2 separate regions of the Homo sapiens genome follow, and region 1 is linked to region 2. The links are chromatin loops, found by intact Hi-C in ENCODE. Cell type or tissue: heart right ventricle. All regions are shown on one strand. Each heading gives the region's core, and the rest is flanking DNA. Links, peaks and the distances in the headings are about the cores only.

Region 1 (12,163 bases), core at 2,027-10,026, 77 kb after region 2:
CCTTTTCTAATTCCTTGAGGTGTAAAGTTAAGTGTATTTGAGCTCTTTCTTCCTTAATATAGGAGTTGATTGCTGTAAACTTCCTTGTAGTGCTGCTTTTGCTGCATCTCTTAAGTTTTGGTTTGTTGAAAAACGAAAAAAAAACACAAAAAAACAGAGAGCTGGAGGCATCATGCTACTTGACTTCAAAATATACTAAAAAGCTGTCATCAAAACAGCATAGTAGTGGTGTAGAAACAGACATATAGACCAATGGAACAGAATAGAGACCCCAGAAATAATTCATATTTACAGTCGGTTGGCTCTTTGACAAAGTTGCCAAGAACACACAATGGGGAAAAGAGAGTCTTTTCAATAAATGGTGTTGGAAAAACTGGGCATCCACATACAGAAAAATTAAACCCCTTTCTCACACCATATACAAAAATCAACTCAAAATGGACTAAAGATTGGGGGCATGGCTCAGGGGTAGAGGATTTGACTGCAAAATGGACTAAAGACTTAGTAAGATCCAAAAGTATAAAACTACTTGAAGAACACACAGAGAAAAAGCTTCTTGACATTAGCCTGGGCAATGATGTTTTGGATATGACCTCAAAAGTATCACAGAAGCAAACATAGACAAATGGGATTGTGTTAAACTAAAAAAAAAATTCTGCATAGAAAAGGAAACAAACAATAGAATGAAGAGATGGCCTGTAGAATGGGATAAAATGGTTGCAGACCATACATCTGATAAGGGGTTAATATATAAAATATACAAGGAACCCATACAACTCAATAGCAAGAAAATAAATAACCGGATTAAAAAAATGAACAGGCCGGGCGCGGTGGCTCACGCCTGTAATCCCAGCACTTTGGGAGGTCGAGGCGGGCGGATCACGAGGTCAGGAGATCGAGACCATCCTGGCTAACACGGTGAAACCCCGTCTCTACTAAAAATACAAAAAATTAGCCGGGCGTGGTAGCGGGCCCCTGTAGTCCCAGCTACTCGGGAGGCTGAGGCAGGAGAATGGCGTGAACCCGGGAGGCGGAGCTTGCAGTGAGCCGAGATCGCGCCACTGCACTCCAGCCTGGGCGACAGAGCGAGACTCCGTCTCAAAAAAAAAAAATGAACAGAGGACCTTAATAGAAATTTCTCAATAGAAGACATACAGATGACCAACAGATACATGAAAAGTGCTCAATATCACTAATCAGGGAAATGCAAATTAAAACCACAGTGAGTGGCCAGATGCAGTGGCTCATGCCTGTAAATCCCAGCACTTTGGGAGGCCGAGGCAGGCAGATCACTTGAGGTCAGGAGTTCAAGACTGGCCTAGCCACATGGCAAAACCTCGTCTCTACTAAAAAATACAAAACCACAGTGAGGTATCATCTCACATCTACTAGAATGGATATTATCAAAGGCAAAAGGTAACAAGTGTGTTGGGAAAATGTGAGATAAAGGGACCCTCTTAGACTGTTGATGAGAATGTTAGTACAACCAATATGGAAAATAGTATGAGTATGGAAGTTCTGCAGAAAATAAAAACTGAACTTCCATATGATCCAGCAATCCTACTTCTGGGTATACATCCAAAGGAATTGAAATCAAAGAGATACCTGTACTTCTGTGTCCCTCGCAGCATGATTCACAATAGTCAAGTTATGGAGACAGTGGAAGTGTTCATCAGTAGATGAATGGGTAAAGAAAATGTGGTATATGTGTACACTGGAATACTCTTCACCCTTACAAAAGAAGAAATCCTGTCATTTGCAGCAATATAGATGAACCTATTCATAAATGAAATAGCCAGGCACAGAAAGACAGATACTGCATTTTCTCACTTATATGTGGTATCCAAGAAAGTCAAACTCTCACAGAAGCTGAGAGCGGAGTGGTGGTTGTCAGGGGCTGGGAGATGAGCGGTGCTTGGGAGGGCGTTGGTTAAAGGTAAAAAGTTTCAGTTAAGTTAAATATGTTCTGGAGATCTATTGTACAGTGTGGTGACTGTAGTTAATGTATACTTGGAAATTACTAAGAGATTAGCTCTCAAATGTTCTCACCACAAATAAGTGCGAGGTGGGTATGTTAATTAGCTAGATTTAATTTCACGAGGTCTATGTACATCAAACCATGTATATTGTAAATATATACAATTTTTATTTTTTAATTATAACCTTAATAAAAGTGGGAGGAAAAGTGATAAACGGTAATAAGCCCTTAAAGGTAATAAGTTAACTTGTCACCCAACGTATTTATTAATTTTTCTATACAATGTAATGTGCTTGGAGAACATTGAGGCCGGGCACGGTGGCTCATGCTTGTAATCTCAGCACTTTGGGAGGCCAAGGTGGGCGGATCACTTGAGGACAGGAGTTTGAGACCAGCCTGGCCAACATGGTGAAACCCCATGTCTATTAAAACTACAAAAAAAAATAGCTGTGCATGGTAACGGGCGCTTGTTATCCCAGCTACTCGGGAGGCTGAGGCAGGAGAATTGCTTGAACCCAGGAAGTGGAGGTTGCAGTGAATCAAGATCACACCATTGCACTCCAGCCTGGGCAACAAGAGTGAAACTCTGTCTCAAAAAAAAAAAAAAAAAAAATTGAAAATCCGCAAGCTTCAGAAGACACACTACTGCGTGTTTGTCCTTCTACGGAAGTCAGTACAGATCTCAATGACTTGTTCTCATTTCACCAGAAAATGACCATTGTGCATTATGCTGTCAGTGCAGATGGAAAACTAGCAGCAGTTTACAAAGTTTCCACTTGAAAAAACATAACTCTAATTGATTTAAAAAAGTAGTTGATTGTTGCAAGACTTGACATTTCTCTAGTTAATTTCTATGCCTGTTGTTTTGCCCCTTACCGTCTTCAAAATCTGAATCCAAATCCAGGGCTTCTCTATTAGGAGGCTCCATATCATATCTCTTTAATCCTGATAATTTCTCAGTTTTTTGTTTCCTACCTACCTGGCTATTTTCTTACGCTATCTTTATTTGCTTAGTAAATATAACATTTCATGTTCTATTTTATTTTATTTTATTTTATTATTTTATTTTTTATTTTTGAGACAATGTTCTGTTGCCCAGGCTGGAGTGCAGTGGCATGACCATGGCTCACTGCAACCTCCATCTCCTAGGCTCAAGTGATCTTCCCACCTCAGCCTCCTGAGTAGCTGGGACCACAGGTGTGCACCACCATACCCGGCTAATTTTTTTATTTTTTGTAGAGACAGGGTTTTGCCATGTTGCCCAGACTGGTCTCGAACTCCTGGAATCAAGCAAGCCACCCCCCACTTGGCCTCCCGAAGTGCTAGGAGTACAGGCAAGAGCCACTGCACCTGGCCCTGTTAACTTCTTATGTCATTTCCCCACTTTAATATATTTGAGGGCTAGTTCTGTGTCATGTATGTATTTTAACATCACTACCGCATCTGGTGCAGAGAGGGGCATTCTGTAGTCTTCGTACTTCTTATCTTCACTATTGCTGATGAGCCATAACAAATTTGAGATGAGCAATTAATAGATGGACCGGCCAACAAACACTATGTGGAGGAATAAGTGAGGCCAAAGCTGATGGATGATGCAAAGTGAGGACGTAACATATTTCGCTGGGGAACCAGACAGATATGCAGAGTAAGCGCTCTGATAGGGGAAGTACGGGCTGTTATGGGCGCTTCATACTGGGAACATTAATGGGAGGTGGAGGTCGTAGTTGAAGCTGAAACCTGTTGGGTGAGGTGGAGTTCGCCAGGTGAAGTGGTAGACTTGGGGAAGAGGAGAGGAGGGGGAGCATCCTGTGTTTAGAACCAAAGAGAGTTTAGTGTGTGATTATTGGGTGGGGGTGGGAGGGTAGGTCATAAAGGGCCTGGTAAACTGTTAAGAAATTTTAAACTTTATCTCAAGAGTTGTGGGAAATCACTGGCAAGTTTTAAGTTGGTAGGTGAAGTGCTGGCTGGAGGAATCCCTCCAGCTTGGGTATGTGAGGATGGCCTGAGAACGGAGGCACCTGCAGTAATCCCCCAGTGAGAGACACTGTAGCCTGAGCTGACCTTGGGGCTAGAAAAAGGGGACAAATGGCGGCTGAGGAGGAGAATCTCTGTGAGTTGATTGAATGGGGAGAGGCAAACATCAAGCCCAGTGCCCAGACTTCTGGGAGGATCTGGCTGCTACTCAGTATGGCGGTTGAGGAGGAGAATCTCTGTGAGTTGATTGAATGGGGAGAGGCAAACATCAAGCCCAGTGCCCAGACTTCTGGGAGGATCTGGCTGCTACTCAGTGAAAGGAAGCCTGGGAGGTTTGGGAGGGCAGATGGATGAGCTCATTTATGGACAGATTGAGTTCAAGCATCTACAGATCATTGAAGGGGAAATGTGAGCTTGAACCCTGCATTTGAAGTTCAGAAAAGAGAAAGAGCAGAATGAATTGAGTTCTGGGAGTCTTTCCCATGTGGATAGTAACTGCAGCGGATGAGGTGATAAGATCACCTAGTTAGAGGTGGGGGAGCAGAAGAGGGCTTAGGGCAGAACTCTGAAGAGCAACCTGCAAAGGAGACTGAGGAGGAATGGACAGAAAGGGTGGAGGAAATCTTCATGGGTGCTTTTCAAGGAGGCAGTGGTTACCAGCATTAGCTCCTGCAGAGCCAAGAGAATTGAGTCATTTTGCTGGGCTTAGCAACAAGAACTTTCAGGGACTTCATGGCAGCGTGACAGCATATGGAGATGCAGTACTGTTGGCCTGTACAGAGCCTTTTTTTTTTTTTTTTTTTTTTTTTTTAAATTCCCTGAGATGTAGTCTCGCTGCTCTGTCGCCCAGGATGGAGCGCAGTGACTCGATCTCGGCTCACTGCAACCTCTGCCTCACGGGTTCAGGTGATTCTTCTGCCTCAGCCTCCCAAGTAGCTGGGATTACAGGCATGCACCACCATGCCCGGCTAATTTTTTTGTATTTTTAGTAGAGACAGGGTTTTGCTATGTTGGCCAGGCTGGTCTCGAACTCCTGACCTCAAGTGATCCACCCGCCTTGGCCTCCAAAGTGCTGGGATTACAGGTGTGAGCCACCACACCCTGCCAGTACAGAGCCTTTGAAGACATTAGAAAATGTGTGCCTTTCTGGATGGACACAGTCCCTGGCTTGGTGAGTGGACCGTGCATGGGACTTCAGCTCTTATGTGCCACCTTAGCTGGGTGCACTTGTTTAGTGTGCAGAATACACCTTCCATGCGTGGTGGCCTAGGATATATCTGCACTTCTCAATCGAAGGCAATGTTGCCTCCCAGGGAATATTTGGCAATATCCGAAGAAATTTATGATTGTTATAGCTGAATCAGAGAGGGTAGGTGCTACTGTCATCTAGTGTGTAAAGGCCAGAGATGCTGCTAAACACTCTGCAGTGTCCAGGACAACCCCTGACAACAAAGAATTATCCAGCCCCAAACACCAGTTGTGCTGAGAAACGCTGGTGTCTGTGACCCTTTCAGGCTCATGGGAAAAGGCGGTCAGAGAGGGTGATAGCTGGAGGTGGGTGGACCTGAGAACAGGCTCCTTACATACTTTGCTGCAGTCTCATTTGCTTGTGGCAGTTTTCACCTTGCCTCTCCTACCTCTCTACCATAGAACTCTTACTCATCATGTTATAGGTTTTCATTTGTTTATTCTTATGTAGCCATTTTCACTATTCCCTCTCCCACCCCCACTCCCCCAAGCAGTAAATTCTGTAATGCAAGGCAATCTTGTGTCCTTATTTCTGTTTCTGGGCACACTGTAAAACATCTGTATTTTAATAGTATCTGTCAGGAAATTCTATTTTGGCAACCAAGTACGGGCTAATCTAAAGTAGCCCATACTTGAGTGCTATGTTGATAAGGCTCTAATGCATAGTTAGCCCCTTGACTGTCAGGCTTGGAAAAAAGACAGGAAGTATTCCTTGTCTTTGGAAATGAGCCTACTCTGGCTTTGGGAAGGAAAGAGTACAAATGGTTCTCACCAGATAGGGTTGCAGCAGCTCTCCCAGCATTTTGGGAACAAATCAGGTCATTATCTCAACAATGTCAAAATTGTGTTCCCAGATCGGTTGTTGTTTGAAACATTTGGGGCTGATGCGGAGGAGGAGAATTAATTAGCAGCTCCCTCTGTTGGTGTTCTTTTTCAGCCTTCTCACATTGCAGCACGAGAGTCCCTTAGACATGCTGGCTGCTCATTTGATAATCTGTGTTTTGCTCAGTACAAAAGGTTGCTGGCTAAGTTTTGTGAGCCCCTCTAACGTCAGGCTGGCAGTATCTTGGGTTCAATTAACAAGAAAGTCTACAGTAACATTTTGTCAATGGGGAAGGACTTGAATTCACAGAACTGTCTCGGAAAGCCCTGGGTAAGTTTGAAGAGCAAAGTTGCCTTTTCTGTTTTCAGAAATATTTTACCCCGCAACGATGTGTAAATCTAAAGCCTGTGCAAGAATGAAAACGAGCTTGAGTATTAAGATTTGGCACAGTGTGTGCAAGCAATGAGACTGGGTTAAAAACAGGAAGTGTCTTAATTTAAAGATGGTGATGGGGAGACGGATTAAAATAAACTGCTGGCCATGTTGAATCTGAGATAGGCAAGCCTTGGTTGTGGGCACATTCCCTTCTGAATTACTCTATGCAGATATATTTTAGGCCTCTTTCTATTAAATTGTCTTTCACATGGTTTCAAAGATAGGGCTAGTGATAAGAATTCTCTTCCTGCATGGTGGGTACCATTATATAAACGGTATGAGCATGCTTTTCTTGTGTCTCTGTATAACTGCTTGGTCTGGCACTCCACAAAATAGTAAAACACATTTCTGCAGTGGACTAGCCCATGCTGTGAAAGAGGAAGGTGGTGGTGGACAAAAAGTGGTAAGTTTTAGGCTGAAGGATGTTGATGTTAAACTTTATTTCTGATTATGGCAGTCTTTCATCATGTAATTTAAGAAGCCTGAGATCATCTGACTTTTTTTTATGTTTTTTTTCTTTAGGACTGCAGGAAGTGTTGATAAACATCTGTTTAAGTTGTCTATACCATGAAATCCATAATCTTCCTTCATAACTATGATAGCATATGGTTTTCTATAGTTAGGAAAACTATTTCTCATGTATTTCATGGTTTGGCCAAATCCTTTTATTACATTAGTACTAAAAAATTCCTTAGGATTTCTAGAGAAAATAATATGTATTATGGATAAATAAGGGAAAGTAAGATAATTCTTAAACCTTAGTATCAGCAGTCATTCTAAACCACATTACACATCTTCAGTAAAAGTGGTTACAAAAGATTTTTCTCACTTCAAAAGATCCGCCAGGGAAGAGTCCCAGCTTTTTCTTGGTGTTATTTTAGGTATTAACTCAGGAGGGCTTCCTGAAGGTTTGTCAGTGAGATAGTTGGGGGGTTCCTGAGCTTTTTATTGTTGTACGTGAACTTGGTACTTACTTCTTTGGCTTTTAAACTCTCAGCAGCACGTACAGATGCCCTCACATGCTTTCTGGGATGACTTTAACGCTAAATAGCAGGGGTGTTTCTCAAGAATGTTTAAGAAAAGAAAGCAGACATTTGTTTGCACAAACAGATATTTGTGACTTCTGTGAAAAAATTCCAATAGTTGTAATATAGGAAATTTTTATAAACAAACACCCCTACCAACTAACCCATCGTGTATTTTTATGTGTGTATAGAAAAAATGAAAGGATATACTAAAATGTTAATTGCATAGTTTCTCTGGGAATTGAATTTAATTAAAATTTTTTTATCAAGATTTTTAAAGTTTTATAATGACCACGTTATGTTTATGTAATAAAAATAAAATAGAGGCTAGGCACAGTGGCTCACACCTGTAATCCCAGCACTTTGGGAGGCTGAGATGGGAGGATTGCTTGAGTCCAGGAGTTCGAGACCAGCCTGGGCAGCATAGTAACACCCTATCTTTATTTTTAAAAAATAAAATAAGAGAGGGGGACAATAAATGCAAATATATAAATGACAGAAATTTTATGGTCTGGTCAAAGAACTATCATTGCATGAAATTATAGATATGGTCATGTAAGGTTACCTTTTTTCATTATAATTCCACCAATAATTCTAAAGTTTCTTTTCTTTTTTTTTTTCTACTTCTTCCACAGAAAAACAGGACAAAGAAACCTGTGTGAATTTTCAGCTTTTCACCTTCTCTGATTTTATTTCTTCCTCACTCTTCCTTTGACAGTCCTCGCAGTCCGCCTGAGAGAGTAGAGAAGACCCCCTCCCAGAACCTTCCTGTAAGGTCTCCCCGCTGACTTCCTGTAGTGGATGTGACTGTGTGCCAGGTGCCTGCCGAAGACCCCTGTCACTGACTGTGCCCTTTGGGAAAGAGTCAACAATGGCCTCCTCCTATGGCTGACTTCGTTCATGTTCAGGCTCTCCAGCTTGCTAGTGAGAATTGCCAAGGATTGGTTCATGGCAGGATAGAACTAAACTGATAGATGAAAGCTCCACAGTGCTTCAAGACGGGGTCCCGTTCATGTTAAGCAGTTTTCCTTCCTTCAAAATAAAAAACTAGCAGTCCTTAGGGAGGACAGTTTTTTCCTTCCTTTTCCTATTCTGGCTCCAACAGCTGTCTCAACACAGCCCGAGATGGGGAGCAGCCTGGCTTCCACCGGCAATAGCTGTATTGTGGGAGTGTGAAAGAGAAGCCACCTTTTCCTCCCTCTGCCCAAGCCACCTGGCCCCTTTGTCCTTTCTCCTCCTCGTCCTCTGAGGTATGAGTGGCTGTGACTGTATGACATAGGAACTATGAAGCGGGGTGAGGGGACGGTTTGGTGCGTAAATCCTCACGCAGGTGGCGGTTATTGTCTGTGTGGAGGAAATAAGCCCGGTTCTTCCTGGGACTGCTTTCATTTCCCTCTAGCTTCCAGAGGGTAAAATGAACCTTAATGGAGGTTGGGGGGTGGCACGCACAAAGTCCTGGGTTGAGGGGGCAGTGGTCAGAAAGTTCCCTAGGGTAATATACAAAGGAGAATTAACACTGGGGACACTGAGGTGGGTTTTGGTCCTTTCCACATAACTGACACCTTTCAAAGCAAGGACTTGCTTTCTCGTGAGGAATGTCAGCAGTCGCAACACCACTGGGTTGGATGCAGGATAATTATTCAGAATCACGAGTTACCTGTTTGCAAGCAATCACATTGCAGGTGGGATAAATAAGCAGACAGTCTGTGGTAGGTTCCCCCACCCCAACCGCCTCCCCTCCCCCCAGGGATACTGTAATTTTAAGTATTGTTTTGGATATTGGTAATTCTAAAGCTCCAATCTTAACTGGGTTTTATGAAAGCCGTTATAGGGTGTTTATTACCAAAAAAACCTCCTTCTTATTTAATAATACAGTGCCTAGCCACTCCTTTTTCCCTGCATCCGTACATGAAGCCTGATTGCAGATCTCGAACAGTATATTTCTTTGAGCTAAACAGCAAGAACAGATAAGGTATCTTATCAAAACACCACGCCAGGTGGCGTGGCTCACAGCTATAATCCCAGCAATTTGGGAAGCTGAGGTGGGAGGATTGGTTGAGGTCAGGAGTTTGAGGCCGCAATGAGTTATCGCGCCACTGCACTCCAGCCTCAGCAACAGAGGGAGACCCTGTCTCTAATAAAACAAAAACATTACACCATTGTCAGAAAGTGATTTGTTCTTCTTTGTTGGATTAAATTCTCTCACGTGCAAGGTAGTGGCCAGCAGCCTAAGAAGATACACAAGCTCTTCACTGTAGATGTTTGGCGGTGTGGGAGTTACAAGGTTAATTATGAGCGTAAGGCCCAGGCATCTTTTCTTCCTAACAATTTCATTTCATCCTATTTCTTTTTCCATTCTTTCTCCGAACTGTCTATACTTTATTAAAGTCTTCTTTTTCCCAGACTCCAGAATAATTTCCTGTGATATGTTTTAGCAGTTTCTCCAGGAAAAGGCTCCAGGAGTCTTTAAATCCAGCCCTCTTTCTGCTGTATCTTTGTGCCTCACATCTTGAGAGAAGTTGAGTGGTAGAAAGTAAAGGAAAGCAGAAAAAGAGATGGGTCAGGGAGGAAAGCCAAGATGGAAAATGGATGGGAATGAATGAGGAACATGATGTGGGTTGGGGTGTCAATTCATGGTTAATACAACATGTGTGGCTCAGTATAACCAGATTGTCATAAGAAGCTCAGGCAGCTCTCCCCCTCTGTTGCCTGGGGCTTTTCGCAGTTACAATAAAAGTGGAAAGATGAAGAATAAGGGCAAGCAGAAGACACACACATTTGCCTGTTTCCCTCTTTTTGTCCAGATTGAGTAGATGGGAGGCAGGGCTGTTACCCATGATGGTGTTTCATACCAGAGTCAATCTACTAGTTTGCTTGGTTTTATAGGCGTGATTCCCAAATTTTGAATCTGAAGTTAGCTGTCAGTTTAAATTCAGAGGGTCCGCAGTTGTTTTTCAGGTTTTTCTTGATTCTGCCTTTGGAAACCAGGAAGATGTTGAATTTACTTTTCATCTGACAATATTGCACATCTGTGAACCCAACTGATCTGAAAGTGTTTACCTCTTAACTCTGTGAAGTTAGCTGGTTATTCTGGATGGCTGGGACAATGGTGAGGACCGTTTATAATGGTTACTCTCACCTGTGCTCCAGACGCTCCACTTGGTGCTAGAAATACAGCAGTGAACAGACATGGTTCTTGCCTCCACACAGCTTGCAGTTTAGTAGGGCAGACTGACGACATTAAAAAGATACCATCGGTGTTGTTATAATGGTGATAAGAGTTACAAAATAAGGGGCCAGGTGCAGTGTCTCACACCTGTAATCCCAGCACTTTGAGAGGCCAAGGCAGGAGGATTGCTTGAGCCCAGGAGTTGGAGACCACCCTGGGCAACATAGTAAGACCTTGTTTCTACAAAAAAAAAAAAAAATCAAAAATTAGCTGGGTGTGTTGATGTGCACCTGTGGTCCCAGCTACTCAGGAGGCTGAGTTGGGAGGATCACTTGAGCTCAGAAGGTCAAGGCTGCAACGAGCTATGATCGCACCACTGTATTCCAGCCTGGGTAAGTGAGACCCTGTCTCAAAAAAACAAAAATAAAGGGAGCATGTAACAGTAGGATCTAATCTAGCCTAGGCAAGTACGGCATTCTTGAGAAGTGACTTAAGACCTGAAGGACTGATCGAATTGTCTGTGTGAAGATTGGCAGCGGGTGCTCTGAGGGGGAAAAGCGGAAATAGCATATGCAGACACCCTGAGGTAGAAAGGGAGCTCTGGCCTGCTTGTGTGATTACTGTGGGAGAATGAACAGGAAGAAGACGAAAGTAGAAGCAAGAAGACCAATTAGGAGGTTCCAAGGACCTGCCTAACTAAGGTCAGTTAGCCGGTGATTGCCCAAGCCAAGACTCAAACTCATTTTTATGAAGGCCGCACACCCTCATCTCCTCAGCAGTTGTTAAACAATATTTGATAATGGTGTTCATGTCAACCTGGCACATGTCTAGAAGATTCTTAAGTGACTTTTTCTTTTCACATGGCTTTTTGACCTTTTAAATATAATATGTTTTAATATGACGTTATTAGCTGCACAAAGGAAGGGAACTGCTCATTTGAATGAACCAGAAGAAACTTGGAATTTTGCCTGCCTTCTGCTTCAGCCCTGCCAAAATGTAATTTCTTTAATTCATCAAATCACATTCTTGACTAATCTGCTCAAGTCTGTACTATGCCTTGGCCTTTTTCCCTGTGACAATTTAGGGATCTTTAAAGAAAATATTTTGAAATGTTTTCTCTTGATCAGGGTGCTTGTGGTTAGGTATTGCATACACTGCTTTTATTTGCAGAATGAGCTATTTTTCTACCATGTGATCCTTTGTTAGAAATGAACATGATTGTGGCTGGCCGCAGTGGCTCACGCCTGTAATCCTAGGACTTTGGGAAGCCAAGGCAAGAGGATAGCTTGAGCCCAGGAGTTTGAGACCAGCCTGGGCAACATAGCGAGACCCCTTCTCTACAAAAAAATTAGAAAATTATCCAGGCCTGGTGGCACACACCTGTAATCCCAGCTACTTGGGAGGCTGAGGTGGCAGGATCGCTTGAGCCTAGGAGGTTGAGGCTGCAGTGAGCCATGATTGTGTTACTGCACTCCAGCCTGGGTGACAGACAGCGAGACCCTGTCTCAAAA
Region 2 (11,872 bases), core at 671-8,670:
TGGGGAAGAACTCTTTTTAAAGTATACACCTAACTGCTTTTTAAAATGAGTACACATGACATACTTTAATTCCATATGTATTCCCCTACTCTTTGGGAGACACTGTGTTGAGACCAAGGTCAAAAAACGTGGTCACCGCCCTCCAAATCGTCTCCGTTCCCTGAGGAAGATCATATACCTGTGTAGTAGCCACAGTACAAAACAGACTAGAACACAGCCCATAGCATGTAACCTTTTCCTGACTAACTCAAGGATAGGCCAACACCTATGGTATTAGATTCTGCCCTAAAACAATAAGAGTTAGATGCTAAGTTATATAGTCCTGGACCTTAACTCAAATAGCCAGAATAGCCCTAGTAACCTAGAATATTCCTGATTAAATATCCCCTGCTTTTAGATACCTGTTGTCCATTTGGGTTTGTTTTTTACAGTCTCTTTTGTACCACAGTGGATACATTTGCTTCATGAGTGCAGGAACCATGTTCACTGCTGCATTCTTACCCCTAGCCCTGCAACAAACACACAAAAGATACCCAATAAATATTTGTTGATTCACTAAATGAATGAATGATGAGTAGGCCTGCTTCTAGAAGTGCACTGCCAATAAGAATGTAATGCAAGCCACATATATAATTTTAAAAATTCTAGTAGCCATATTAAAAATAATAATAGGCCAAGTGCAGTGGCTCATACATGTAATACCAGCAGTTTGGAAGACCAAGGTGGGCAGATCACTTGAGCCCAGGAGTTTGAGACCAGCCTGGGCAACATGGCTAAACCCCATCTCTACCAAAAAAGATATAAAAAATTAACCAAGTGTGGTGGCATGTGCCTGTAGTCCCAGCTACTCGGGAGGCTAAGGTGGGAGGATCGCTTGAGCCCAGAAGGTTGAGGCTGCAGTGAGCCATGATCGTGTCACTGCACTCTAGCCTGGGTGACAGAGTGAGACCCTGTCTCAAAAAATAATCAGCATCATAAAAAGAAACCAGCAAAATTAACTTTACTAGTATATTTAACCCAATATATATAAAATATTATTTCAATATGCTTCCACTATAAAAAATTATTTTACAGTCTTTTATTTCCATATTAAGTCTTTAAAAATCTGATGTGTAGTTTGTACTTACAGCACGTTGCAGTTAGGACTGGCCACATTTTAAGTGCACAGTAGCCACAGGGGGCCACTGGCTACCATATTGGATAGTGCCATTCTAGAAGCTTTCAGCTTTTTCAACTGGATGCCTCTGATTTGTGGACTCAGAATACAGATAACCAAAGAAGTGGGACTAGTGTCTGAAGTAAGAATGACAGGGTATGATTGAGAGCCCCATGAGCTTACCTAGGAGAGAAACTTGTGGGGTTGCAGAATAAGGATTTGTCAATATTGGCTCTAGCTGTTCACACTATTTCTGGGCCAACTCCCAGATCATTTCTCAACTCCAGATAGTTAAGTGGGGAGCATGGCTGCACTTTTTAAAGTGATGGCACAAAAAAAGATATTGAACGTTGGTCCTCTGATTATATATTCTAAATATGCAGTTAGAAAAGAGGCCTTTTAAGAATCCCTAAGAGTAAAGCAAATTAGTATCTTTGTTTCCTGAAAATTAGAGAAACTTGATATGCCATGATAGCCCTCTTCATTTTATTTGGAAAACTCTTCTATGAAAGCTTATTAGAGAAAATTTTCTGATTAGCTTCATGCCTCCCCTCCTTCAGCAAGGTCAAGGGTGCAGTTGTCACTATCACATAAGAATCTCATAAAAATTAAACATGAATATACTGCACAGATCTGATTGGGTTTGTCATGCCACACATTGTTTTAAATTCCATAATTCTATTCTATAAAGAGTGGTTTCTATGACAATAGATCGTTTTAAAAACAAACAAACAAACAAAATTTAGAGTTGTCATTGGTAATTGTGGTTGCAAGTATGCTTTCAAAGACCAGAAGCTTTTGTTTTGCTTTGAATGTAATTTTTTTCTTTTTTCTTTTTGATACGGAGTCTCACTCTGTTGCCCAGGCTGGAGTGCAGTGGCACCATCTCAGCTCACTGCAACCTCCACCTCCGTGGTTCAAGCAATTCTCCTGCCTCAGCCTCCTGAGTAGCTGGGATTACAGGCGTCCACCACCACGCCTGACTAATTTTTGTATTTTTAGTAGAGATGGGGTTTTACCATGTTGGCCAGGCTGGTCTCAAATTCCTGACCTCAGGTGATCCACCTGCCTCTGCCTCCCAAAGTGCTGGGATTACAGGCGTGAGCCAAGCTTCAATATTCTTAAACCCAACCTCACACAGCCTGATTTAAAAACTAAATTTCTGCTAGGCACGGTGGCTCATGCCTGTAATCCCAGCACTTTGGGAGGCGGAGGCGGGCGGATCACGAGCTCAGGAGATCAAGACCATCCTGGCTAACACGGTGAAACCCCGTCTCTACTAAAAATACAAAAATAAAAAAATTAGCCGGGCGTGGTGGCGGGCGCCTGTAGTCCCAGCTACTCGGGAGGCTGAGGCAGGAGAATGGCGCGAACCCGGGAGACGGAGGTTGCAGTGAACGCAGATCGCGCCACTACACTCCAGCCTGGGCAAAGAGCAAGACTCCGTCTCAAAAAAATAAATAAATAAATAAATAAATAAATAAAAAACTAAATTTCTGGCCAGGCACAGTGGCTCGTGCCTGTAATCCCAACCCTTTGGGAGGCCAAGGCTGGCAGTTCGCTTGAGCCCAGGAGGTCGAGACTAGTCTGACAAACATGTCAAAACCCCGTTTCTACAAAAAATACAAAAATTACCTAGGTATGGTGGTGCCTGCCTGTAGTCTCAGCTACTTGGGGGGCTGAGGCATGAATCCAGGAGTTCAAGGCTACAGTGAGCTATGATTGTGTCACTGCACTCCAGCCTGGGCAACAGAGTGAGACCCTGTCTCAAAAACCAAAACAAACAAAAAAGAAAGCAAAAACTAAATTTCTGATAATCACTAAGTTTTTAATTATGAAATTACTAGAGGAAATGCAGCATCACCTTGGTTGAAAACCATTTGGAGAGCCGTGCACATTCCTGATCCCTAAGTCCTTGATGTTGCACCCATCTTGAGGAGCAGTGCTCTCTCTGGACCGATGTTACTGAATCCAACCCAGTTCCTACTTGATGTTTGTGGCATTAGCTTGGCAGCTAGTTTTTACGTTTACTATTTTTACTACATATTAGGAGATGGCAAATTACTGATAGCCAGGATAAGGGAATGATTTTCAAGGCATTATAGCTCTAAAAAACAATTGAGAAATCAGCTCCCTCATCACTTCCTTAATGCAATGAGAGAACACGACACGGATGAACAAACTGTTCTGTTATCCAACAAGATTATCAAGAGTTATTAGTGAGATAATAAAAAAGTATATGTGACTGCCAAAAGTCTCCAGACTAAGGACCAGAAGACCTGGTTTCTTGTTCTTTCACTTTCTAGTCCTGCAATTCTGGCGAAGATACTATACTGCTCTGAGCTTCAGGGTTTTTTTCACTGTGAAAGAGGGTGCAAGTTCCTCCACATTCTTCCAATCTACTGAGGAAACCCAATGAGATAATGCATGGGAACATGTTTTGGAAACTCAAAAGTGCTGCCCAAAATGTAAGGTAACACTGTTTACAATTGACACTTCCAGAAAGTTTAGCCAGCACCCCCACACATGGCATCCGCTTCTGACAACGTTAATCAAAATCAGGCCAAAGGTGCAGGCAGGACAGAGGCCTGACTTACCAGAAAATAAACGTCTGGTCTATTCCACTTGTAGTGCCAGTTTACATTGTCTGGCGAGAGCCAACTACCAGGGCCTCCGGGTAGAAGAAAGAAAGGGTATCAGTGGAACTGAGAGTGTATACAGTGGCGCCTGAAAGCGGGTAGAAGAAAGAAAGGGTATCAGTGGAACTGAGAGTGTATACAGTGGCGCCTGAAAGCGGGTAGAAGAAAGAAAGGGTATCAGTGGAACTGAGAGTGTATACAGTGGCGCCTGAAAGCGGGTAGAAGAAAGAAAGGGTATCAGTGGAACTGAGAGTGTATACAGTGGCGCCTGAAAACCCAACCTCGCCAGGCTTCCCTGTCTCCTGTGTGCAGCATGTGTGCAGTGCATTCCCCTGGAAGGTAAATTCGCGGAGTCCCGCAGCCCACCTGTGTCCACCTAGCCTGTAAGTGCCCCCTGAGGGTATCAAAGCACGCGGACTTCCGCCTGAAGCAAAGCCACCGGGCGGCAAGTTTCCCCGTTAACAACAACGAAGACAGAGAGGACTTGGCAGCTGTGACGGATCTGCAATAATTAAACTGACGTTGCTGTTTAGAAGCCTGGGGGTCGCCTGCAGCCTCCCAGGCTCCACTCCATCGGCTCCAGCGCTGCAGGCGGGCCGTGCATGTCTCTAGATGCATATTAAGCAAAAAGTTTCTAAAGAGGATCGCGTGGAACCCAGCAATTGATTAAGAATCTCAATGGCCCTAATCCCCTGAGAATTGAACTAAGGGCTCCCCAGCAAACACAGCGATTTACATGGGGCCTAGAGAGAGCGAGCACTGCCGGGGGCGGCGGCGAAGGGCAGCAGTGGTGGGACGGGCGGGGTAGGGGGAGTTACTGAGCATGCGCCCGGGTAGGGGCGTGGGGGAGTTACTGAGCATGCGCCCAGGTAGGGGCGTGGGGGAGTTACTGAGCATGCGCCCGGGTAGGGGCGTGGGGGAGTTACTGAGCATGCGCCCGAGGGTGTTTCGGGGCGTCCGAAGCGGGCGTGCTCCAGCCTGCTCAGCAGCGAGTGGTTGGAAATTAGCAAAGTGAGAGGGTGCGTGGCCTGAGGGACTCGGGGAGGCTGAGGGCTTTTTTTCTCAACACTGTGAAGCTCAGGGAAAGGAGTAGAACTGGGAACCAAGTAAAGTAAAATCGTGGCAAGTGGGCATAGACCTGAAATCTCCTTCGTGAGGGAACCCAGAACGTGCAGCTCAATGTATGTTTGGAACGAACAGGTGAAAGGAAGCAGGAGGAGGAGGGAGTTCTAGCGAAGACTTCGGAGGGAAGCAACCCATCCCCTGCCACAAGAAAGCACCGCCACTCCAGTGGGAACGGACACGCGTGCACACAGCCACGAGTGAGGTTTGAAAGAGGCCCCACCCTCCATTACACCTGTGCTCCACCGTGGCCCCCAGCCAAGTTTAATCTCCCATTCAGCACTTACTTCTGGAAGCTTCTTTCCCTTTCCTTCCCACCACTCATTGGCCTTTCACCCCCTAGTTTTTTGTCTGTGTGTGGGACTGTCTTCCCCCACTCCCCTTGACTGAAGTTCCTTGAGAGCAGCAGCCCTCTTTTTATCAGGGAAGAGATTTGAAGCTCAGGACATTCTTATCCAAGTAGGTGCTAGCCACCTGGGTAGTCAAGACAGGGCCCTGCACAGTTAATGTGAATCTTGTCATAATGCCAGGGTTATTGTTTTGCAAGGAGCCGGTCATAGAACACTAGATTGCATTGTCACTGGGAAATAAGCTCATTCTATTAGCTTGTTTCTCAGCTAGCTTATGTAGAAATTTGCCACAGTTGTTACTGCTGGGCACCTGCCCTGGATCTGATCATCAATTATATCATCTCTTCCATCTGATGGACTGCACCTCACCCCTTGCTTTTTCAGAGCTGGCGAAGCTGGGCCAAGGAAAGCGATAGTGCCAGCTGAGTGGAATGTGCAGGAAGGGACCGAGGAGGGGCACTATGTACTGGAGAAAAGAGATGGGGTCTCCAGGACAGGGGTAAGGACACTAGACTGAGGGCACAAAGGAAGGAAACCACAAGGAAGTAGAGTAGGGAAGTGGGGAGCATGCTGAGGAGAGAGGTCAAGAGATGGTGACCGCTCTCTGCATGCCCCAAGGAGATGGTGATGACACTCCCAAGTCCATGTGGGACTCCCTCCTTATGCGGGCCTCAGTCTGTCATCTTCCTTGGAGCAGGACCAAAGTAAATAAGATAAAGTCACAATTTCTCATCCTTCTTCACTCAACTTTTCTTTGAGGTGAGTTGGCATTTTTGTAAAAGAATGCATTCTCTGCCAGATGCGGTGGCTCACCCCTGCAATCCCAGGGTTCTGGGAGGCCAAAGTGGGAGGCTTGATTGAGGCCAGGGGTTCGAAACCTAGGCAACATAGCAAGACCTCCATCTCTGTAAAAGAAATTAGCCAGGCATGGTGGTGCATACTTGTAGTCCTAGCTACTTCGGAGGCTGAGGCGAGAGAATCGTTTGCACTTAGGCATTGGAGATTACAGTGAGTTAAGCGTTCTCCTGTACTGCCATGGTAGGTGGGTGTTGCTAGCCACATGAGGATATGTGAGCCGGTCACCAGGGACTGCGGCTGACTCCCCGAGCACAAGGACAGTAAGAATAAACCTCCGATTATTCCCCTGCCCCCAACCCCAACTTCAATTAAAGAGATATACCCTTATGTGACTGACAAAAAAGAGCCCTGCTCTCCCAGAGTCACATCCCCATACGCCAAAACACTCTTACATATAATTATTGGTGCTTCATAAATGGCTGATAAAAAAACTTTTCTATCAGGGAATACACCCTACCTTATTCACAGCCTCTTATAGAGAGCTGGCCTGCCCACAGTCTCTGTAAGGGGCAGTTGTCTCTTCTGAGTGACCAGTTTCCCTGACCTCCCCTCAAGCCATGACTGACCAAGGAAGTCAATGTCACCACTGAGAAGCAAGGCGTAGCCTCAGACTCTGAGTTTCTAACTCTTTCCACTTTCCTAAGATGGGGTTATGCCTCATTTCTGAGAGATTTCCAACCCTCTGCCATATATTCCTCTTTTTGTGAGGTCACTTGGGGAGGTGTCTGCTTCTTAGCACCAGAAGAGCTCTCTCAGGACCCAGTTGCTGACCCAGTTGCTGCAAATGCTGAAAGTAGGAAATGGAGGTCAAGTGTAGGCCATAAAGATTTTCCCACTCCTCCTCTTGAATCAGGCATGGCCTTGTGAATTACTTTGGCCCATAGAATGCGGCAAAGTGATACTGTACAAGTTCTAGCCTTGGTCTTAAGCCTGCCAGCTTTTGCTTTCACTCCCTTGGAGCCCTGAGCTAGTATAGAAAGAGATCCAGCTGCAAGGACTGGTTACACAATTTGCAGGGATTAGTGTAAAAGGAAATGCAGGTTTCCTTGTTTTAAAATTATTCCGAATTTTAAGGCGGTGACAACAGAGCCCTATACCAAGCAGAGGCTTGATCCGAGCTGGTGCAGGCATGACAGCCAGGCTTCCTGATACATGAGTGATGCTATCTTGGATTTCTGGCCCCAATTCAGCCTCCTAATGGTCAGCATGAGAGCATGAACTACCCTAGGTGAGACCAGTAGAAGAACCCAGCTCAGATTACAAAACTATGAGCAAACAAACGGTTGTTATTCAAGTAAAGCTCACTAAAGCTCTTCATGACAAACGGGTATAGTCATGGGGGCCGCTAAGGCCTGGGTTGAGATTTTATATAGCAATAGGTAACTGAAGCATGAAGAATAAGAGTTTGCAGTGAGTGGTCACCCACCATATTCCAGGCCCTGTGTTGGTGCATTGCATGTGCCAGCTCACCTGATCCTCACAACACCTTTCATAATTCCTTTCTACAGGAGAGAATACAGCAGTTCCAAGGACAAGGGATTCGTACCACTGCTCCTCACTCAGTAAATAGCAGAGACAGAATTTGAACGTGAGTCTGACTGATTCCAAAACCCATGTAATATCCCTGCATTGAAACAGAGGAAAATCCAAGGAAAGTGCACACAGCTTGGAGACTATTGGATAGGGGTCTGATTCAGTCTTTCCTAAATTTCCTCATAAATTTGCAGTTGAAGTATCAGGCAGAGAAATGATAACCAGGTGAAAGACCCCTAATGGGACATCATGACATCACAGCTCTGTGATCATCAACCATAATCCCTAGAGGGTCACCTAGAGTTATCCTACAATGAGGCTTACTTGGGTTTTCTGATAGGTATAATACTGAGAAAATTTGCTATGGTTAGCTATGGGTATTCACCACTTATTTTAGTGTATATCATCCCCCAACAAACCACAGGCACCTGTGATCATCTGGGTATGTGTTCAGGAACTATCTTGCACCCAGAAAGAACAAGAATTTTTTTTTTTTTTTTGAGACAGAGTCTCTCTCTGTCACCAGGGTGGAATGCAGTGGCACAATCTCAGCTCACTGCAACCTCTGCCTCCATGGTTCAAGTGATTCTCCTGCCTCAGCCTCCTGAGTAGCTGGGACTGCAGGCATGTGCCACCACACCTAGCTAATTTTTGTATTTTTAGTAGAGACAGGGTTTCACCATGTTGGCCAGGATGGTCTCGATCTCTTGACCTTGTGATCTGCCCACCTCGGCCTCCCAAAGTTCTGGGATTATAGGTGTGAGCCAGTGTGCCAGCCAAGAATTAATTTCAACATTAGACTCAGCCAGAGTTAATGAAGAAGCTTTCCCCACATGATGGCTCCTCACAAGAAATACTATCTATTTATAATATTCATTGGCTTTACTTGTCTTTACCAAGCCTTCCTGAGTGTCATCAGTGGGTGAGTGAGTGTATGGATAGGTACCTGCCTATCTGTCTGCCCATGGTGATGAACACATCACTGTAGGTCAGCAATGACATTGAGTCTAAATGCTGTTGGCCATAAGGAAAATAGTGACATTCCCTGGCTCAGAGGAAATGCTGGTAGGAAAGCCATATGGACTAGTATTTATAAGTACAAGCTCAGGGGTCAAAGATGCTGAAGTTCAATGCCTTGTCCTGTCTCTTACTAATTAGTGATATTGGACATATTGATTAATTGCATAAGTATGTTTCTCACTTATCTATAAAATGAGATGTATGAGGGCTAAATGAAATGATGCATGTGAAAAACTGAACAAGGTGCCAGGCCTAGGACAAGGGCTCAATAAATGTCAGCGATTATTTTATTTGATGAACAAAAGAAGGCAAATGTTCTTTCTTTGATGCCCCCTATCTTTTCCCTGTGTCGTTTCTCTAAAAAAGTATATGTGTGTAATTTCTATGCCTTCCCTCCACTCTCCCATTATCTACCACTTCATCATCCTCTCACTACCCATGGCCACTTTCCCTCATTATCTTTTCTATATTTCTTCCCTCCTCCCCTGAAATGGGGTTGAGCAGGGGGAGATCAGAGGATGAGAAAAGGCAGGGAGACATTGGTGGCAGGGTGACAATGGAGCACCACAAGCTGTCTAGGCCATCTAGACTTTCCCTGAGGACACTTCAGTATCTCTGAGAATACCATTTTCTCAGGACTCCTCACACTGGGAGAAACCTTAGCAATCATCTGATGGTGTACTTGTTACAGTAGATAGGCAGACATGTGCAGTGCAGGAGAGGGCCCCCCACCCTGACCAGGAATGTCAGGTGACCATCAGGTGATGGTCACATGGTTGTTACACCGTCTCTCTCAAATAATAACTGGTTGCAGCCAGCACCAGGGAAAGGCAGTCTCCAAATAGATAGGAAAAACCTGAAAGTGACAATCAGCAGCTTCACAATAAGATCTCAGGAATTGGGCAGGTGGGCTCAAGCATGTGCACTAAGAGGCAAAGTGGCGGAGTTTAATTGGTAAATGACCTTCCTGTAGGAATGCTACGCTGGTAAGGGAAGAAAGCCTCAAGAAAGCATCTGTACCATTCCAGCAAATACACTGTGCATGCTCCCCTCCCAAATGCTAGCAGGCCACTGCACATATGGACAGCCCACCCCAAGGGAAGAATTGGGAGAAGTAACCCAAGACCCCGAAAGTATGCCAACCTGTAAGACCGCAAGTCAAAGGTCAAACTGTGCACTTGATCTCACAAGGTGCCCACTCGGCCCTCTTCCAAATATACTCTACTTCCTTTCATTCCTGCTCTGAAGCTTTTTAATAAATTTTCACTCCTGCTTGAGGACTAAGCTCTGATCTTTTCTTATCTTCCAAATTCCTATCTAGGGGGTCTGGGGAGTTATGCCCTACAAACCAAAAATTCTCATCAGATGGGTTTTATTTAACCCTATATATTGTGACTTTTTAGTCTGACTCTGGCATAATATTACATGACAAAATCAAAATATTTTATCCCATAACATGTCTCTTTGGCATATTTTGAAATGGCCCTGCAAAGCCATCCTTTGTAGGGGAAAATTTGCATCTGTAAAGAATCTCTGTTAACATAGCTAGATATTTTTCTTCCAGGCGCTCCCATCTGAAGAGATTAAGAGTCTAGCACCTTTTTAAAATTATTTATTTATTTATTTATTTTTGAAACAGAGTCTCACTCTGTTGCCCAGGCTGGAGTGTAGCGTCGCCATCTCAGCTCACTGCAACCTCTGCCTCCTGGGTTCAAGCCATTCTCCTACCTCAGCCTCCCGAGTAGCTGGGATTACAGGTGCCTGCCACCACACCCGGCTAATTTTTGTATTTTTAACAGAGACAAGTTTTCGCCACATTGACCAAGCTAGTCTTGAACTCCTGGCCTCACTGTGATCCACCTGCTTCAGCACTCCAGCCTGGGCAACAAGAGCAAAACTCCATCTCAAAAAAAAAAAAAAAAGTTAGAAAACTAAACTACAAGGTCCTTAAATGCCTGCTCCACAGTATTAGCCAAACATGAACAAGATCCCAGGTGTTAGGCCGGGCGTGGTGGCTCACGCCTGTAATCCCAGCACTTTGGGAGGCCGAGGCGGGTGGATCACCTGAGGTCAGCAGTTCAAGACCAGCCTGGTCAACATAGTGAAACCCTGTCTCTACTAAAAATACAAACATTAGCCGAGCATGGTGGGGTATGCCTGTAATCCCAGCTACTCGCGAGGCTGAGGCAAGAGAATCGCTTGAACCCGGGAGGCAGAGGTTGCAGTGGGCTGAGATCACGCCACTGCACTCCAGCCTGGGCAATGGAACAAAAGACTCCATCTCAAAAACAAAAAAAAAATCCCAGGTGTTCTGGATTCCCATCCAAAAGAAAAGGGGAAACCAAACCCCCTGCTTCCATCTCACCCAGGATCTCCTGTCTTCCCAAAGCACTTTACCGTCTTTCCTGCCCAGCTGTTGAAATATCAAACTGTACCAAGATTTTGGCCATGATGGACTCTGTTCTCTGCACACTAAGAGATTTATCTTCCTGATCATCAGTAGAAATATTAATAAATAATATTGGTTGCCATTTATTGAGCAGTGTGTTAAACATCCATATTATTTAATGGATGTTTTTCTAGCTGTGTTTTAAAGTTTTAAAGTTGCAGCATTTGAATGAATGAATGACTTCTGAGCCAAAGTGAGAAAAAGCAAACAAGACACAAATGAGTTTTCTAAACTATGTGTCTCCCCGAAATTAGCTCTGCTACTTTGCACAAGTCTCCTTTCCTAAGATCCCGCTTCTCATCTGTTCAATGGGGATATGAACATCTACAAGTTTATGGTAAAGTTTAAAAGCACATTTGTCTGATACTAAGAGCCAATAAACAATCGTTACTTTCATTACCCCAGTTGGCAATTTGAGCAGGGCATGACAGGGAGTTTGGGTGACAGGCGATAAAGTAACGGACATTATGGAAAGTCTGAAAGAATGTAATAAGGATAATATATTTTAGATGTATTTTTCTCTTTTATATTTTGTGAATGACTTTTCCCCTGGTTAGCCTAAGGTAATTCTTATGACTCAGGGAGGTTTGAGATTGTTACAGCAGGAATGCAAACAGAAAAAAAAAAAAAAAAGATCTAGCTTTTGATTTCCAAATTTGAGTTCCTAGAATAACTGTCTTTAAAATTCAGAGGTTGGAGATAAAGAAAAGGATTTTCTAGATTCCTATCACTTCCATTAAAATAC

Evidence for each region. A loop is a pair of places that touch in the nucleus more often than their neighbours do. Peaks named below come from ENCODE experiments on the same cell type or tissue, not always from the same donor. Only the 100,000 strongest peaks of a DNase experiment are listed, where the experiment ranks them.
Region 1: it touches region 2 in a loop (2.1-fold over the local background); 13 of 110 quality-filtered maps call a loop at or near these places.

The regions. Positions count from the first base shown.
Region 1 is chr9:540,989-553,151 of GRCh38, forward strand. All of the region lies in intron 1 of KANK1 (KN motif and ankyrin repeat domains 1), which reads left to right. Among named protein-coding and RNA genes, the nearest start is that of KANK1, 42 kb to the left of the region's middle. In heart right ventricle, for the core only: a CTCF peak has its summit at 6,122 (motif pointing left); a DNase peak (open chromatin) is centred at 6,100; H3K4me3 peaks cover 2,208 bases; H3K27ac peaks cover 4,966 bases.
Region 2 is chr9:465,561-477,432 of GRCh38, forward strand. It overlaps DOCK8-AS2 (DOCK8 antisense RNA 2), which reads right to left and starts at 4,569. Exons shown (of 2, transcript XR_002956871.2): 1 at 3,754-4,569; 2 at 1-509. It also overlaps a transcript of KANK1 not described here. RefSeq lists enhancers at 3,397-3,446, 3,687-3,786, 4,319-4,844, 4,347-4,496 and a silencer at 4,607-4,656. In heart right ventricle, for the core only: no CTCF peak of the experiment used is centred there; DNase peaks (open chromatin) are centred at 4,261, 4,671 and 5,117; H3K4me3 peaks cover 1,851 bases; H3K27ac peaks cover 1,236 bases.